Regions from separate parts of the Homo sapiens genome. Here region 2 is linked to region 1. Evidence: chromatin loops called from intact Hi-C (ENCODE). Cell type or tissue: dorsolateral prefrontal cortex. All regions are shown on one strand. Each heading gives the region's core, and the rest is flanking DNA. Links, peaks and the distances in the headings are about the cores only.

Region 1 (8,024 bases), core at 2,708-5,207:
GCCACGAGCGTTTGCCAAAAGAAATATATAATGGAGAAGAGAGTTCTGGAGACCTTTGTTGGGAAAGCCAGAACATCCTCATAGAGTTACTCAACTCTGGCTAAATTATATGTGAAGACCTAGACGACACCTAAAGAATTATTGTGCATTTTGAAAGCAGGAAGAGGAAAAGAAAAGGAGGAAACAAATGACTCTGATCAATTCTTGGTAATAACAAAGGAGGAAACAAATGACTCTGATCAATTCTTGGTAATAACAAAGGAGATACGATTCCCACTACACTCTCACGTGATACATTCAAATGGTAACTACTTTTCGTCTATTTTTGCCAAAAATGAAGACATAGGATCATAGGAAAAAAACAATGTTTACTAAATCTATCAATCAAAGCCACTAAATCCTAATTCTTCTATTTCAAGATCCATTAAAAAGAAATTTCTGGGGCCGGGCGCGGTGGCTCACGCCTGTAATCCCAGCCCTTTGGGAGGCTGAGGATCACGAGGCGGATCACGAGGATCAGGAGATGGAGACCATCCTGGCTAACACGGTGAAACCCCGTCTCTACTAAAAATACAAAAAAAATTAGCCGGGCATGGGGGCGGGCGCCTGTAGTCCCAGCTACTTGGGAGGCTGAGGCAGGAGAATGGCGTGAACCTGGGAGGCGGAGCTTGCAGTGAGCCGAGATCGCGCCACTGCACTCTGGCCTGGGTGACAGAGCGAGACTCAGTCACAAAAAAAAAAAAAAAAAATTCTACTTATTTATTTTTAACTTTTATTTTGGGTTCAGGCATACATGTGCAGGTTTGTTATATAGGTAAACTTGTGTCATGAGGGTTTGTTGTATAGATTATTTTGTCACCCAGGTACTAAACCTAGTACCCAGTGGTTATTTTCTGTCTCTCTCATCTCACCCTCCACCCTCAAGTAGGCCCTAGTGTCTGTTGTTCGCCTGTTTGCATCCATGTGTTCTCTTCATTTAGCTCCCACTTTTAAGTGAGAACATTCGGTGTTTGGTTTTCTGTTCCTGTGTTAGTTTGCTAATGGCCTCCAGCTCCATCCGTGTTTCTGCAAAAGACATTATCTCATTTCTTTTTATGGTGGCATAGTTTTCTATAGTGTATATGCACCACATTTTTTAATCCAGTCTTCCACTGATGGGCATTTAGGTTGATTCCATGTCTATGCTATTGTAAATAGTGCTGCAATGAACATATGCATGCATGTGTCTTTATGGTATATTCCTTTGGGTACATACACAGTAATGGGATTGCTGGGCCAAATAGTAATTCTGTTTTAGAAATGTCTACTTCTTTGTTTTTGGAGTGAACAATAACAAATAAGTCAAATCAAACAAGAATATATAAAGGTTTGTTTGTATTTTAATTATTAAAATATTGAAAAAGGAATACATGAATTATTTACAAAAGCAAATTGTCAGTCACTGGAGGCAGGTGCCAAAATAAATTCTTCTCTTCAGTGTAATAAGAAGTGCTCTGAAGCAAATTGGAATATAATATTGATAATGACAATAAATTGTAAATTCGTATAACTTTGTAAAAATTTAATATTTGTGCATTTCTGAAGTTCTTTGAACCTTCTTTTTTATCAGCAGTGTTTCTAGGTAGTGTTCATTTCTTCAGACAGAAGGTTCTTAAAGAGTCATGACTGCCTTATTAGTTATGTTTGTGCTTCCAAAACTTACAGTCCATTCCATCTGTGGTGAGCCACTTCAGCAAAATATATTTTGGACCATGAATTATTGGGCATAATGTAACAAAGCAACTGGTTGTTTGACATTTTTTTTTTGTTTGGTATCATGTAGATAGTTATTTTTAGAACCAACTCTAAATGACTTTTCTCCGGCCTTTTTCTTTTTTTTTGAGATGGAGTCTCGCTCTGTCGCCCAGGCTGGAGTGCAGTGGCACAATCTCGGCTCACTGCAACCTCCACCTCCAGGGTTCAAGCGATTCTCCTGCCTCAGCCTCCCGAGTAGCTGGGACTACAGGCATGCGCCACCACATCCAGCTAATATTTTGTATTTTTAGTAGAGATGGGGTTTCACCGTGATAGCCAGGATGGTCTCGATCTCCTGACCTCGTGATCTGCCCCCTTGGCCTCCCAAAGTGTTGGGATTACAGGCATGAGTCACCGCGCTGGCCTTCTCCAGCATTCAACAAGTGTCATGCTATAGTCGACGTGTCAGAAATATCCAGTGAGAATCAGGGAAACCTCATTAGAAAGAGTTCCTGATTGGTTCCCATATGTTCCTGAGCTGTTTACTATATTAGAGTATGGTTTCAGTTTCTCTTATTTCTTTCACTAATCTTTGGGCTCTAACAAGGTATATTCTCATTATAATCTCTCTGTTCTCTCAAAATCTAACACAGTACTAAGTACAAAGTTAGTTCTCTCTATATTGTAGTTAAATGGAATGAGTTCATTACAAGAAGATTAGGGCTGAATTAGCCCAGTTTGGCATTTTACATATTTGAATAATCAAATGGTAGCTAGAACCTCTATTTTGCTTGGTTTTATTAATTCAGTGGGGGACACCTGCCGGATTTAATTTCTCCCTCATTTCTAATGGACTAAGTCAGTTTAGGTCACTGTGAAGACGTGGGTGAGGTCATGAACTTCAGTCTAGGGCTGCTGTTTTATTGTTTAGACTATCGCAGCCCTCCTAAGCCAAATTTCTTATATACTTTCAAAATAAAAATGCAGCAAACTAGTGTGGAAGTAGCCTCCAGAGCGTTCTGCCCCTCACCACCCCCGGCCCCTCCAAAGTTAGACTTAATCTTCTTGTTTCCATGTCAAATCCAAACTGGACCACCATCACTAGTTTCCTAGGAAACCCTGAAAAACTGTCTTTACATAACTCACTTTGCCCACTATTGGAATGCTGCCACTTCTGGGGAAAGGCACAGCAGCTGTTCAGCTGCCTCATAGCAACACTTCACAACAGTGTGGGAGGAAAGCAAAGACCAGCAATATACTTAAATTAAACTTCCCTGGGGAGAGCAAGATACCAGGGCAGAAGGTAATAGTTTAGAGTCGAGAGCATCTAATTAGTCAACAAACCTGCCCTGAAAGCGAACGTAGTGAATTTTTAATGAAATCAAGAGACCCAGTGTTTTTTCTCATCTTCCACTTGAAAGGCACTGATACATATTTAACTGCTATCATCGAAAGAGTCCTTCTGTTTCAAACATACTTCCAAAGAAGTATTTTTTTTATTTTTATTTTGAACTAAACAACAAAAAAGAACACCCACAGCAAAGAATAAAGGTCAACTGGGTTATGTTTTCATATAATTCCTACTATTTCCCCAAAAGTTAATAACATTTCATCCAGCTACCCCTTGGACTAGCTAGGACTAGCTAGAATTGCCAAAACTCAGATGACAATGCAAGAAGCATCGTTTCAACCTGGCTCTGTTCTCTCTTTAGCACGGAAACAAAACACATGTTTATAGCAGCCATTCTTTGAACCGTGATTCATAAAATAGGGGTAGAAATTAAAGAGGTAAAGTCAAAGTTGCCAATAGTAAGAGGAAAATATTTGAACGGATGGAACCCAAACTGCCATGTAATGCTGTGCAGTTTGCTGTGCATAAAGGCACTCAGCCAACGAAGCAAATGGAAGCTTAAAATGCAGTTTGGGCTCCCCTAACCAAACTGTGCACCCAGGAGTCAGGCTACTACTTCCCGAAGAAGGGGTACCTTTTTCTCAGCACAAAGGCGCCATCTGTTGGCCATCTCAACAGAGGGGCTGCTTTCTTTCGGCGGGTTGTGGTCATTCAGAGGGGAAGCCAATTTTTCTAGTGGAAACCCCGCATAGAATGGGGGACCCTAAGAGGCATTCTTGTACAAATACTTCATTTTATACATAAGAGAACAAACACCAGGGGTCCAGTAGAGAACAAAAATAAGGACCTCTGTTTCAGAAAGCAGAAAAAGATGTTATTAAAAGTACTAACAGAAACTTTTTTCTCTCTCCATGAATTCTCTGAAATAGTCATGGTGTCTTTATTTGCTCCATGTTATTGATTTAGTGTAATTCTAAGCAAAGACAATTTTAAAATGTAATTATTAGCATTAATTTCCCTTTTCATCTTTATGTCGTGAAATGTCAGCTTTTAATATGAATGTAAATGCATTTTGTTGGTTACACGGAGTCACTGATGCTATCCACTTCCTATTTTGTAGGTCGTACACGCCTACCCATTTCCTTCTTATCAGAAGAGTGAAAACACTGCAGAAAACCACCTCTTCTGTTTGTATTTTACTTCCGGAAACATATACATCCCATCAACCCTCTCTATCTTCAGTTTACTAGTGAATAAAGAAGGACTTAAAGGTAAAGAGACCATGGCTACTCCTATATTCCAATGTTGTCTTCATTTCCAGCCTAAGTGGCTGGCTGGCACATGGAGGGAAGTAACAGGAGTTAGAATGGCTATCATAGGTTCCTTGTTCCTCTATGTTTCCCAGAAGGCCATTGTCTTATTTCTCCACCGGAAAGCAACTTCAGGTTTGAATGGAATATGTGGACTCTAGGGATGTCAGAGTCCCTGCTCACTCCCTTGGGAATGGTACATGCTTACCTGTACTCTTGAGTCTTTCTAGACCCTCAGGCATTGTGAGTCTACTAGAATTTTGTGTCATGCAGCATTGCAAATGCTATAAGACAATGGGGAAGTACGGAACTACAGGGAACATTCAAAGTGTGCATATCTCCTCTGCTCACACATAGGCACCATTGTCCCATTAGACTTTACTTACAGAACACAAGTTGAAGGATTAAATTATCAAGAATTTCAAGACAGTAACATGAGAGCATTAAACTAGACACAGGGCCCTTCTGAGGACTGAGCACAGGTTGCCAGCCCACAAAACTGGACATGAGAAATATTAAGTGATTTGCCTAATAACCAGAGATAAATGCCTTTCAACTTCAGCTCATTTCTAAGCATTAACTTCTATTTACTTTTTTTTTTAGCTAATAAACTGACCTTTCTAACAATTCTTCAGTGTTACTATTAGATCAATGAATAATGGAATGCAAATGTTTGGGAGGGAAGGATGCTAACAGTGATCGAATGCTCATGGTGCTTTGCCGTGCTTACCTAAATGATCTTATTCATTACAATTCTAATGAGGCAAGGTGTGTTTAATGCATTTTTAAAGCTGGATACTTAAAACCTTAAGAAAGCAAGTAACTCATCCAATGTCAAGTAACTTATGTGTTGAGAAAGCAAGATCAATGAGTTATAAACACACGGAACTTGAGTTCCGTTCCCAACCTCCCTTTCAAAATCTATTCAGCGGCGTCGCTTTCCCATGACTCTAGATGGAGAGTTGGGCGGGCCCTTGAGTTTCTACCTGCTTGGAGGTATTGAACAGTTTCTCCCATTACTTTAGATGACAACTCAGATTCAACTTGGAAGCTGAAGTGTGCAGGTATCTGTAACATTCACATGTCTGGATTGACTTAATGTTAAATTTTCTTCCCTTCCCTAGCTGGGCTGTTGAAATTGGCCACACCATTGCCAACAGTGACACAGCACTTCCTCTTTCCTGCTTGAGTCTTCCTCCAGTTATTAGTTTGAATGGGAGTGGTTAGTACTTAGAAAGTGGGGTGTGGAGCATGAAATATGGGAGTGGGGATGAGAAATTTCTTATTGGGGTGAGTTTTGTGCCAACTCAGACTTCTCTTAATCTCAAGGATTCTGTTTTAACCTGGGTTCTCACAATGCAGAACCTGCATAATTTATTGGGAACTGTAACCCTGAAAGTGAGGGACAGGGGTAGTGAAACAAGGCAGGTTCAAAATAAGGATGTTTCAAGATGGTCAATGTCAGGATATCTGGATGTTCACTCCTATGGGATCTTCTGGAAAGCTGAGTGGCATGAGCTTTAGGATCAGGCCTTCAGCAGAGGAAGGAGAAGTTTTGCTTGCTGGTTTCTATGCATATTTATCCAGAGTTCATCCCATGAGACATTAGCCCTCTTAGAGTTCCAGGATGAAAAAGAGTGATCACAAAATTTTCTGCCATGTCACAGAAAAGCCCAGGGATGGGCCACAGGAATGCTGGATGGGCTTGATGTATGGTGGTGCCAAGATGCACCTGCAGGAAGCCATTTGGGGTCCATGCACAGGCCCATCACTGAAGCTGTGGCCAAAATCAGAGAACAAAGGGGTTTAGTGGATCTGATATGATGCATGAACAATGTCTAACATGGGTGCTTTCCTGGGTTCACTGGAGGAGATTCAACTTGGGCCCTCCAACTCAAATTCTAGGTGTGTGCCCTGCCTCCTCTTCAGACATTTGCCTTCTGAAAGCCTGGCCCTTGGGAGGCTCACTTTATAGCACATATCACCTCTCATATATTGGAGTCCCATTTTCCTCATCCTGATAGTCCTTTTGAGCAGGACTTCAATAGCTCCAGTCCAGTTCACTCTGCAACAAAAGTCTGCATTGGGTCCTAGAAAAACAGTGACATATTCCTTGGCCTATCATGGAAGGGAAGTACAGTTACTCCTGAAATAAACAAGAAACTCACCCCTGTTCCACCAGCCAAAGCAGCTTCTATAACTTTCTATTTTTCCCTTAAGTTTTCCTTGGCTGAAAGTCAGACCGCAATGCACCATATTGTCAAATGAGAGGACAAAGCATTCACAATTAAGTCTCACTTTAAAGCCTCTCTTCTTTTCAGTAAAAATCGCTTTGTTTGGTGATTGACTTTATGATGATAAACATACCTGAAAAAGTCTGATGGAGAGTAAGAAATACAGCTTTTCTAAACAGAAATAAGGCTTTCAGGGAATGTTCTACAGGACTATGAGTTCCTTAAAACACTGCAATTCATTTCTCCCTATAGGCTGGCTAAATTTACTGTCCTCTCAGTGTGAGAACTAGTCTTCTCAGACTCCTTGAAAAATGTTCCAATCTTTACTGTTTTTTAGAAAGTACTTGGATACGACTAGAAAATACCCATCCTTTTTAAGAATTTTTAAAATTCTTAAATTGAAAACACCTCCATTAATTTTAGTAATGCAGAACACAAGATAGAACTGAGGGTTGTGTTTCTATTCTTACTGTAGTGTCTAGCAAAGTTATATAAAATTATGCATAATATATAGTGATTATCTGAAAAAAATAATTTGAAATAAGCCCAACATTTCTCTGCCTTTTCTTGATTAAGAAAATTTGGAGGTCAACTAAAAAGCACACACTTATTAAGACTTTAACTGAAATATTGCTCTGTGGATCAGGAAAAAAGAAATTCCAAGAAACTCAAAAATTCAGAGCATGAAAATATACTGATCTTAGTGAAGACTGTATTAGAATCAGAAACAGATGACAAGGGAAGGGAGGAGAAAGTGGGAACCAACAATTCAGCATGAGAATAGAACTGTGTCTATAGTCATTCTGTGAATTATTAAGTTTTCACCTTTGGAAAGATGTCTTCGCAAGGCTAGTAGTTTTAAGTACAAATGGGGATAATGCCAAATGATGGTTTTGCATAAAAAGACTGGTATAGCTTAGAACATGCAGTTCTGAATAATATTGGAGTAGGAAAGCAAGTCAACAAGCTATTGTGTGTGTATGTAATGGACTTAATTAGAAAACATGGATTTGGAAGAAGTTTACTTCTTCCAGATCATTCTTGGGGCTATTAATACGAAAACTGAAAGTCATTAGTGACCAGCGTTGCCTCAAATCTTACCAGGTCAACCCCAGCTGTTCTGTTATTTCATGAGAAAAACATCAACTGTTTAATCATTTTATTTGTATTAATAATTTTATTACTTTAATCATGATGAAGAATTCTCTAAATGATCCTTTTGCCAAAGATCATGTTCACCTTCAAGCCTAAACTGCCTACGAATTAGATGTGCTGTTTTCCCAGAAACAATGTTTTCATTACTATTAATAAGTAGTTACTTTTATTAATCCCAGACAAATGACAGTTTAAAAGACATCATCAGAGGATATTTAAGATTTTGTTTTGCCTTGTTTT
Region 2 (2,500 bases), core at 1-2,500, 1.1 Mb before region 1:
AACCCCACGGAGGCATTGATATTTGTTGTAGTTAACCGGGTCTTCTTGGCCTTGGTGGCATGTTAACAGCTTATAACAACTCACTTGGCAGCTGGTGCTACCCCCATCCCCAGAGACTATTGAGCTAAGAACGTTATCTCAATTGTCTTCCCAGTTTCTCAGTTGTCTGTCTTCTTTCCAGCCTGAAAGAATAAACCCAGAGCTCAACCAGAAGGGATACAGTGTGAAGTCTGACATTTGGAGTCTGGGCATCACGATGGTAGTGTATGCCAATCATCATGAACTATGAGGTTGTGGGTAATGAAACTAGAATGAGGTGGACGTTGGGTTCAAGAAACAAATGCCCTAAATGCTGGTTTGGGGCGCCCTCTCCTGCTGAGCTGGTAGGAGATTTTGAGTAATAATTGTTTGTATTGTGGTACAATAAAAACACTGATATGGGATTGGGGAAACCAATCTTTCTCTTGATTCCACCTCTGACGAGCTGTATGCCTTTTTGAGTAATTGTTACAGTCACATGGACTATCTTCCTATCCTCCTCTGTAAAACGAGAGGATCTGACCAGATTCCTTATAGTTTAAAATTAAATTATTCGAGCCAAGGCAAGAAGCTTAAGCTGTGCAAAGAATGCTAATGTGCGTGAACCCTGATAGGGCCGTGTTATCCAGGACATAGACTATGCTTCCCAGGATATTTTTATTGGAGAAGTAGAAGTCAAAGTCTGATCAGGTCAGTGTATTAGTTCGTTTTCACACTGCTGATAAAAGCATCCCCAAGACTGAGTAATTTAAAAGAAAAAGAGGTTTAATGGACTCACAGTTCCATGCAGCTGGGGAGGCCTCACGATCATGGCGGAAGGTGAAAGGCACATCTTATATGGCGGCAGACAAGAGAGAATGAGATGAGACAGCCAAGTGAAAAGGGAGATGCTTCATAAAACCATCAGATCTCGTGAGACTTTTTCACTACCATGAGAACCATAGAACAGTATGGGGGAACCACCCCCATGATTCAATTGTTTCCCACTGGGTCCCTCCCACAACATGTAGGAATTATGGGAGCTACAATTCAAGATGAGATTTGGGTGGGGACACAGCCCAACCGTATCAGTCAGGTATATCCTCAATACATGATAACCAATAGGATGATTTCCTTAGACACAGCCCTAAAGTTATATGATTTATTCATAACTTATTCATAACTTTGGTGATTGTAAATTTCATAACTTTGGTGGTCATACATTTTCAGTGGATCACCAAGGTCTGGAATTATCCACTGTGGTCCTGGCTCCTCCCCAGGCACAGCAGCTGAATAAATCCCATGAGTTATTTCTCCTGCCTGCCCAGAAAGCACATGATCCTGTAATGCAAAGTGGCCTTTTCTCAAGTCCAAAAAAAGATCTGTCATTTGGTTCTAGGTTGCTTTTTCTCCCTGTCATTTCACCAAGGGACCTGAAGGTGGCAGTAGATGCTCGGCTCTGGAAAGATCTTAGGCTGGGAATTACTTGTCAGACCAAACGTTTGAAATCCTCGTAGCTTTACATCCTGAAGTTTAATACGGTTGGCTTACAATTTTTATGAAGTGCCACAGTGGGTTTTAGTGAGGGTCCCCATTTTAGATAGGCTTAAGTGGCTGTGTCTAGTAAGTAATATTTAAAAATCCCTAGCACTAGGAATTTGGGGAAAATTGCTAGAGAACAAATTATTAGTTTATTTCCTGCCCCCCTACCCCTGGACTTATACTTGAACTTTGCCTTGTGTTTCCTGCTGTCTATCCACAAATGAAACGTGGGTGATTCCCTAAAGCAGCCCTGTTGAAACTGTTGTCTCCTTTTTTCTTCTTTTCTCCAGATTGAGTTGGCCATCCTTCGATTTCCCTATGATTCATGGGGAACTCCATTTCAGCAGCTCAAACAGGTGGTAGAGGAGCCATCGCCACAACTCCCAGCAGACAAGTTCTCTGCAGAGTTTGTTGACTTTACCTCACAGTGGTAAGACAGCCTCACCTCCCAAGTGTCAGTGTGAAAGAAGAAGATGAGTTCTCATGAATTTCTTCCATCGGGGTTGAATCCATCATGCATACATTCATTCCGAAAGCATTTGTGGAGTATGCCCTCTCTGCTGGAGAAGCAAAGATGACCGTATCACACTCCCTGCCCTCACTGAGCCCAAAGTCAAGTAGAGAAGTCTCATAAATGAATAATTATAGTATAATGTGGCAAGTCCAGTGATAGAGATAGGGGCATAGGCGATTTAAGGAACTCAGAGGGAAGACCTCAGGATAGGCTTTTCTGGAGGAGATAAATCTGGAGCTGCGATCACGAGAGGAATTTTCCAGACAAAAGGGAAATAGGAAAGGAAACATATTCCAAACAGAAGGAACATCATTCACAATGTCACGAAAGCAAGAAACTCCTTTATGTGAGCTTTAAGCAATTTGATGTTGATTAAAGCATAAAGAGAAAGCTGATAGGACCCACTAGAGGCCTGGGGATAGGAAG

What was found. Hi-C counts contacts between places; a loop is a spot of excess contacts. Peaks named below come from ENCODE experiments on the same cell type or tissue, not always from the same donor. Only the 100,000 strongest peaks of a DNase experiment are listed, where the experiment ranks them.
Region 2: a loop joins it to region 1, with 9 times the contacts of the local background. A loop is called at or near these places in 35 of 110 quality-filtered maps.

The regions. Positions count from the first base shown.
Region 1 is chr17:70,618,847-70,626,870 of GRCh38, forward strand. No RefSeq gene overlaps it. Among named protein-coding and RNA genes, the nearest start is that of KCNJ2, 450 kb to the left of the region's middle. In dorsolateral prefrontal cortex, for the core only: CTCF peaks have their summits at 3,753 (motif pointing left) and 3,952; DNase peaks (open chromatin) are centred at 2,895 and 3,735; H3K4me3 peaks cover 1,068 bases; H3K27ac peaks cover 1,963 bases.
Region 2 is chr17:69,524,720-69,527,219 of GRCh38, forward strand. It overlaps MAP2K6 (mitogen-activated protein kinase kinase 6), which reads left to right. Exons shown (of 12, transcript NM_002758.4): 9 at 182-259; 10 at 1,851-1,990. Among named protein-coding and RNA genes, the nearest start is that of MAP2K6-AS1, 40 kb to the left of the region's middle. In dorsolateral prefrontal cortex, for the core only: CTCF peaks have their summits at 1,457 (motif pointing right) and 1,656; a DNase peak (open chromatin) is centred at 1,442; H3K27ac peaks cover 212 bases.